Linked DNA regions of Mus musculus: region 2 is linked to region 1. The links are chromatin contacts, found by POLR2A ChIA-PET in ENCODE. All regions are on one chromosome and are shown on one strand. Each heading gives the region's core, a stretch centred on a gene start or an enhancer-like site at or near the end of the contact. The rest is flanking DNA. Distances are from core to core; before and after follow the strand shown.

What was found. ChIA-PET counts read pairs that join two places held with the same protein, here RNA polymerase II (POLR2A).
Region 2: POLR2A ChIA-PET joins it to region 1 with 14 read pairs in Patski. The contact joins the promoter of Lfng here to the promoter of Brat1 in region 1. POLR2A ChIA-PET finds 5 or more read pairs at or near these places in 2 of 5 experiments (Patski and embryonic stem cell).

The regions. Positions count from the first base shown.
Region 1 is chr5:140,702,744-140,706,808 of GRCm38, reverse strand. Brat1 (BRCA1-associated ATM activator 1) reads right to left here and starts at 1,798. Exons shown (of 14, transcript NM_181066.3): 1 at 1,734-1,798; 2 at 713-856. The coding sequence starts at 839.
Region 2 is chr5:140,605,728-140,609,611 of GRCm38, reverse strand. It overlaps Lfng (LFNG O-fucosylpeptide 3-beta-N-acetylglucosaminyltransferase), which reads right to left and starts at 2,271. Exons shown (of 8, transcript NM_008494.3): 1 at 1,768-2,271. The coding sequence starts at 2,196.

The DNA of each region.
Region 1 (4,065 bases), core at 549-3,048:
AGCCAAAGAAGAAATGAAGGAAGGAATTAATGACAAGACAAGGCTAATGGAACCTGTCTGAAGAACATGATCAACCAATCAAACAGGAGAGGTAAAATTTTCATTTGCCCAGGAACTCTCATGCTCAAGGAAAACCAGTATAGCACTTAAAAAAAAAAAAAAAAAAAAAAAAGAGTCGTGTGCGCACTCCTTTAATCCCAGCGCTCAGGAGGCAGACACTGGCAGATCTCTGAGTTCCAGGTCAGCCTGGTCTACAAAGTGATTTCCAGGACAGCCAGAGCTACACAGAGAAACCCTGTTTCAGGAGAAAAAAAAAATGGAAACACATACAACAATGCCAGTGATTAAATTAAGGTCCACCCACACAGAAAGGATGTAACTCTGGCTGGCCTTGAACCCAAATTTAGCGTTGTTAATGTCCTCTTGTCTTGGCTTTTAGATGACAGGTCCCACCACACCCACCCAGAGATCTGACTTCTTCAAGACAAGCCAGATACATAGAAGACAGCAAAACAAGGTAGGTGCGTGCTCTGCAAACTCCTAATGTGAACTGTGGTCGGAGCCAATGGGACTGTCACTACATGACTCCACAGTTCAGGTCAGTCCCTAGTACTCCATCTCCCCTCTCCCTGATCAGCCACAGCCACAGGGCCTCAAGGAAATGAAGTAAAGACACCACGTGGATGGACAATTCTCTAAGCCGTGTCCTCACCTGCCTCTGTCACTGTTTTAAACCAGTCCAGCAGTTTCTCCAAGCAGGTGTCATCTGCCACCAGCTGTCTGGGATCTGCCAAAACAGCACAGAGAGCCGGGAGGAGCCTGGAGCATTCTGGGTCCATGATCAGGCAGGCAGTTCCTACAGAGGAAGGGAGAGGTCAGCCACAGATTTGATACCAACTACCCTAGTTACAGGCAGCCTAACTGGGGGATGGGCCCAGACAACTTCACGTGGACCAGAACTCTTTTTTTTTTTTTCCTGAGACAGAGTTTCTTTGTGTAGCCTTGGCTGTCCTGGAACTCACTCTGTAGACCAGGCTGGCCTCGAACTCAGGAATCCGCCTGCCTCTGCCTCCCAAGTGCTGGGATTAAAGGCAAGCCACCACTGCCCTGTGGACCAGAACTCTTAAGTCCACAAAGATGCTAAGCTCAGTCCAGGGGAACCTGGACAAGAGGATTGAGCCCTAGAAGCTGCTCTGTGGGTGAGGACAGGTTAGTCAGAGCCACAAGGCCTTTGCTGTCAAAGCCTGTTAACTTGGGGGTTTGGTGTTATGGGGTGGGGGTGTAGCTGTCTATTAACCTAGCTGCGAGAACAGTCAGGGGATCAGCCAGGTGCGCAGGAGACTGTTCACCCAGGCACCTGATCCCTAAATCCGTTCCCAACGGTCAAGAGAAACCTGGATGAGACAATCCTCCAAGCCACGGAGGAGTGCGCAGGAAGGTGGGTGTCACAGCCCAAGTCGATAGAGGCTGCAAGTGACAACCCCGCGGCCTCCAACTAAGTGTCTCTTCAAGACAGAAATATGCATCTTGGAGGGCAATGATTTTTGTGCTGTCTGGACCCTGACATGCATCGTCCGTACCTCCCAAATCCGGGTAAGAGGTGCGCTCTCGGCGACTGCGAGTTAGCCTAGGGGTTCTAATCCCGCCCCCGCATCCCTCCGCTACGGGAATTAGGCCCGAGAGTGCAAAATGCACCATTAGACTGCCTGGCCGAAGCTCGAACTCCGCCTTACCAGGATCTCCACCCCGGCCTGCGTGCGCCTCGCCCGCTGAGGTTCCGGTGTCTAAGGCAGGCCCCGCCTTCCCCTCCGCAAATTCCGCTTTACGCTGGCCGAGGCCCCGCCCTCCCCAGGTCCTGCCCCATCTCAGAGTTCGCTTCACGCAACGCGAGCCTGGCCCAACAGCACAGGCCCCGCCCCGCCGCGGGAATTGGCTCCACCTCGCCAGCTTCAAGTCTCACTCCGCCTTCAACGAGGCCCCACCCCTCAGACACCGCCCCTGACGGAAGTTCCTCTCCACGTTGCTATAGGCTCCGCCCCTCAGTGTTGCTCGGGTTTCCGTCTCCACAGGCCCCGCCCTAAGTCTGTACCACGTGACGGACATGGGGAGGGGTGTAAAGAGCGGGGTTGACGCGCTTGGAGACCAGTGATGACCCTGCCGTTCCGATCACCCCTAAGGTTCAAACCCTGTAAACGCGCTCCAGCTGTGTGCAGTTTGGCATTTTCACACTGTATCAATCTCTCGGAATTATCACGTCCCCGCCAGGGCGTTCTATGGTACGTGCCCACGCAGGCAGTGGGCGGAGCGTCCCCAGGCGGGCTCGGTGTGGGCGTGGCTTTCCGCTGGGAGGCAAGGCCTCGCTGGCCTCAGGCCACGTGTCTAGGCTTTTTTTTTTTTCCTTTGGTTTTTCGAGACAGGGTTTCTCTGTACAGCCCTGGCTGTCCTGGAACTCACTTTGTAGACCAGGCTGGCCTCGAACTCAGAAATCCGCCTGCCTCTGCCTCCGGAGTGCTGGGATTAAAGGCGTGCACCACCACACCCGCCTTGTGTCTAGGCTTTTAAGGTCTCCGAATTTTACTGGGTCTTCTAGCCCTTGCTTTCAGCTTTAGCGTTAGGTGTGGGCAGCAGCAGGTGAGTCAGCACAGCCGGTGCTGAAACCCTCGGTTCCCACAGCGGGTAGCGCTAAACTCCGGGGTCTAGAGTGTCAGGACCCTCCAGTCACCAAAGCCTGTATTTCTGTAGCTCTTCACAGCCCCAGTCCTCTATCCCCGCTTGCCTTCTGTCTGCCATCCATTGTTACCAACTCTTCACAACTTCAGCCTGCTCTTCTAATAAAGATTAAAAGTAGGCCATCGGGAACTAGAGAGATGGGTCAGTGGTAAAGAATACCTTTTACTCTTCCAGAGGAACAGAGTTTGGTTCCCAGCCCCGAGGTCTCACACACACACATACACACACACACACACACACACAATCTCTTTTAGGGCATGGTTCCCGAATGCCTAGAGATAGAGTAAGATAATGCTCATCTGCCCTGGAAATCAGACCTGTGAGCTTGGTTGTCTCTATCTTGGTAATGGGAGACCCCAGCATGTTGGGCTTCTGCAGAAAATATCACTGCAGGCTGGAGAGATGGCTCAGCTGTTGAGAGCACTGACTGCTCTTCCTAGAAGTCCTGAGTTCAATTCCCAGCAACCACATGGTGGCTCACAGCCATCTGTAACGGATTCTGGTGTATCTGAAGACAGCTACTGTGTAGTCATACACATTAAATAAATAAACAGGGTTTCACTGTGTAGCTCTGACTGTCCTGGAACTCTATAGACCAGGCTAGCCTCAAACTCAGAAATCTGCCTGCCTCTGCCTCTGCCTCTGCCTCCCAAGTGTTAGGATTAAAGGCATGTTCCACCACTGCCAGGCTAATAAATAAAATCTTAAAAAAAACAAAACCAAAAAACTACTCTGCGTTTACATACTGAGTCTGGGCTGTTATTCTTTGGCAAATCATGGGTCCTTAGACAAGCAAGAAAAAAAAAACCTCCCAGGAGAATCCTTGTATTAAGCTTAATGTTGCAAAGCCACCCAGTTGCAGAGAGCTGTTTACTCAAAAAAATGAATGTGTGCTGGGGAATAGTCCCTTTGCAAGCCTAAGAACAGGAGTCGCCAGAATCCATAAAGGAGATGGGATGGGGGCGGAAGGGGACAAAATAAAAGGAGGGCATAGCGATACACATTTGTAACCCCAGCATTGATGAGGCAGACAGGATCACGCGCGCGCGTGCGCGCGCGTGTACACACACACACACACACACAGAGGCAAATGACATACTGTTTTCATCTATCACTGGCCTGCTGGGCCACCAGGGAAGTGCTCCCTATCTGGCCTGGGTTGGAAAGCCACGGAATCCTGGAGAGTTCAGAGAGGCTTGTGATAGCAAACCGTCAGCTGAGGGTTTAAAGCAGTTGGTGCTGGCCCATGGGCAGTCTTATCCTCATGGCGCCAGACCCCAGGTCTAACAACTAGGGAGTCAGTCACCTTGGCCCCCAACATCTCAGTTTCTTTAC
Region 2 (3,884 bases), core at 1,022-3,521, 98 kb after region 1:
CAGGCGCTCTGCCTGTACCCCTGACCAGCCTCTCCACCTCACCGAGCCTGCTTGGTTTTTTTGTACAGCCCCACAGTCATGCCTGGTGCCAAGATTGCCCTTCCTGGACCCTAGGACTCTGATGCAGATGGAACCTCCTCCTCCAGGAAGCCTTCCTTCCATTCATCCCCAATCCAGGTTAATGGAGCCTCTCTCACCTTCCATCAGACTGCAGCCGCCCTGGACAGACAGGGGAGCAGGCCCTTTGCTACAGGTTCCAAGAGCCCCTGATCATAGCACACAAGAGGGGGGCTTTGCCTGTCATGTGCACGGGAGGTGAGCATGGCAGTAAATGCAGCATTTTCTGGGTAGGGGGCCCCCTTATTCAGAATGACTGCTGGGATCACCAAGAGCCTCCAAAGTTCTACAGTCCACTTTATAATACCTCACTAGAAAGTATTTCCCTTTTCTGAGAGCAAGAGAGGATCAGAGAGACCCTAGGCTTCTCACCAGACCACACAGTCCAACTGAGTCCCAAATCCCTGAATAAGAGTTTCTCAGAACCGATAGTGGCCCAGAGTGGGATAGATGCTATCCAATATCACACAGCAGGAAGGCTGAATGAAGGGGTGGGGGAATGCCCTGGCTCAGGGATCGTGCCCCACGAGGGCTGTCATTCAGGGCTGGGGGGAGGACACAGAGGCCCCCTCATCACCAGGCAACCTGAGTGGCCAGCACGCCAGCCAACGGTTCCCATGGAGCGCATAGCTGTACACAAGAGGCCGACGCCTTTCTCGGCTGGAGAAAGGGGCTTTGTTGCCTTGCCCAAGGGGCCGGCGTGAGAGCAGCCTAGCGCTGGGAATCCTAACGGCACCACAGCCAAACAAAACCCATGGCCCCCCGCTGCCCCCTCCCGAAGGCCTGCTGAGCCCCTGGGAAAGGGACGCCTCATTCTCAGGAGGCTACGGTGGGGTTCTCAGGGCCCCTCTTTGACCAAGACTAGATAGGAGCCTGTCCTCTTAACCTCCACTGTCCTAAAGCGAAGTCTCACTGGGGCTGGGTCAGGAAGGAAAGTGAGTCTTAGTCTTCACACCAAATATCTACCCCCACCCCTACACACACACACACACACACACACACACACACACACACACACACACACACACGCAGTGCACTCTGCTCTCCCGCCCCAACGGTCCTGTTGTAGCCTCCAGGGAGATTTTCAAAGTGGGGTGTGTCTTTTTATTATGTGTATGAAGTTGGTCTAACAGGAGGTGGGGGAGCTGAGCTACTGAAGTCAGGGTTCTGAGCAAGTCTGGAGAACTAGCACCCATTTCTTTCACTTTGCCTGGTCCAGGGGTGTGCTATGCCTTTTCCTCCCTCCCTTTCAAGGGGGCGTACCTTCCACCCAGGAAGAAGGAAGGGGAGTGAAGGGGACCCAGGATGGAACTGAGCCAATTTGCTCGAAAAAGTTTAGGAACAAATATGGCCATTCACTCCAGTGTTTAGGAGAAGCGTTACAGAGCCAGCCCTAAGCTGGAGGCGACTCATCCAGACACAGAGCATGTGGCTGGGGTGACCCTGGGCAACACGGAAGGAAGCTTCCAGGGTAGTAAGGCAAAGTGAACCCCAGCAGCCACACGGGGCTGTAATGGGATTTATCAGTGTCATCGTTTCCCAGATAGACCCAAAGCAATTAACGCATCGGGAACCGCTATCGTCAGTCACCAGTTGGACCAGAGGGTGATCCCCACTTCATCCCCCTGCCCAGGCCGCGCTGGGTCTCACCATCTCCTTGTGGCGCGAGATCCAGGTCTCGAACAGCAGATCGAGCCGCGCGCGGTGAAACTTTCTGGTGGTCTTGACGGCGATGAAGACGTCGCGAGGGGACAGAACTTCGGCGGGGGGACGCGGATGGCCGTCGCCCTGGCGAGAAGCGACCCCGGGCGGTGGATCCGCGTCTCTGCGCGCGCGGGTGAGTAGACTGAAGTACTCGGAGAGGCTATGCACCTCGCGGGTGAGGACTCCGGGATCCACAGCCGCCCTGGACCCTGAAGCCGGAGCTCCTCCAGAGGAGCCCGCCAGGCTACGCAGCGCGCGCCGTCCGCGCTCAGCGGGCATCGGAGTCGGTGGCGGGTCGGCCGTGAGCACCAGGAGACAAGCCAACAGCGCGCCCACCAGCGCCAGCAGCAGGCGCCGGCCGCACCGCTGGAGCATGGTGGCCGGCGGCCGCACGTAATATCTATCCCAGTGCCAACTGGTCCGGCTGCCCGAGGCTCCCGGTCCAGCTGCGCGCCTCTCGCTTCAGGAACTCTTAAACCTCCCCTGCCCGCCACGCCTCCACGCGCTAATTGGCTGCTAGCCTTGGGGCGTAACCTTTAGGGAGATCTCTCCTTCCCACGTGGGATACGGACAAGGGGCTGGGAACCACCCAGCTGGGGTACCCACGGCACCCGCCCCCTTTGTGCACGAGCCTGTCCCGCCTGCGCCGAGTCACCCTCCGGAGCTGCTCTGGGAGACACCCAGCCTGACCAACGCCCGCCACGGCTGCACGTGGAGGACGCGCCCCCGAAGCTGGGACCTGGGTGATAGGGCCAGTGCTCCTCCGCGGGCGACATCCTTGGCTTCTCGCTGTGCATTTCCTGTCCCCGAGCGGGTTTCCTTCCCTGGGGAACGGTGCTGACTGAGCCAAAGTGGTAGCCTGCAGTGTGTCCTGAGCGATTAATTTTGAGCTGCCCTTACTGATACTTATGTCTTAGGAGTGGACCTGAAGTTCAGGCAAAAGGGTATCAGTGACAAAATTCTACGTCCCTCCGTCGGTCCATCCTTCCCTCCTCCCCCAGGCAGGCCTGTCTTGGCATCATGTTCCTAAATGGGGAGGGTTGGTCCCCAAAAACCTCAGGCACCCCGTAGCGAGGAGACACTCAAGCAGCCTCTTTCCTCGAAGGATGAAAGGCTACCTTCTGTTCCATTTGGTTCCTCCGCACTCCTACCAGATGTGACCCAGCTGTGCGCCATCCCAGACCCGCCTCCCCGGCACACGGCCCCCTTCCCACGGGCGGGGGCCTTGCCTGCGCCTAGCACGAGCGGGGGCGGCAGGAATGTGCGCCTAATGGTAGGGTGAGAGGCTACGGGTCCGGAAATGGCCAAGGGTCCCCTGGAGTGGGAGCAGGGTCCGAGCCCGAGCCTGCTGCATCTTCCGGGAGCGCAGCTGGGGGCGGCTCTCCGCCTGGCTGCCCCTGGGTCTGGTTGGCTTCAGTTTCCGCGTCCCCCTTCAAAGGAAGTCTGAGCCCACCCTGCCACCACGGATAAACTGCTGTTCCTTCTGTCGCCGACTCCCTAGCGTTTATATTTTAGACCGGAGTATCATTTCTAATTATTTCTCTACTACACTCTTCTTAATGTCCGTCCCTCTCTTGGAGGTTAAAAGAAGGCATCAGGCTGGATCAGGTAAAGACTTACTGCAGGGGCTGGCCAGATGGTTCAGTGGGCAAACGCAACTGTCACCTAGGCAGATTTGAGTTTATTTCCCAGGACCCACATGGTCAGAAAGAACCAACAATATGTTGCCCTCTGACCTCCACACGTGCAACTTGGCCTGAGCAACACACATTTATACACACGCACGCACGCACGCACATACACATACGCACACCTGCTTTCAACAAAATTCTTTTCAAAATGAAGACAGACATGATAGCCCATGTAGCAGGCTTGGACGATTGCTGAACATTTAAAGGCAGCCTGAGTTACAGAGTGAATATCGGGTCAGCCCCTGCTGCCGTGTAAAAGAGCGCCTGAAATGTACCTCATCTGGCAAAGTTGGTAAAGTGTTTGCCTAGCATGTATGACGCCTCGGTTCATCTCTGCACCAAATATTCCTTGGCAAATAGTGAGTTTGAGTC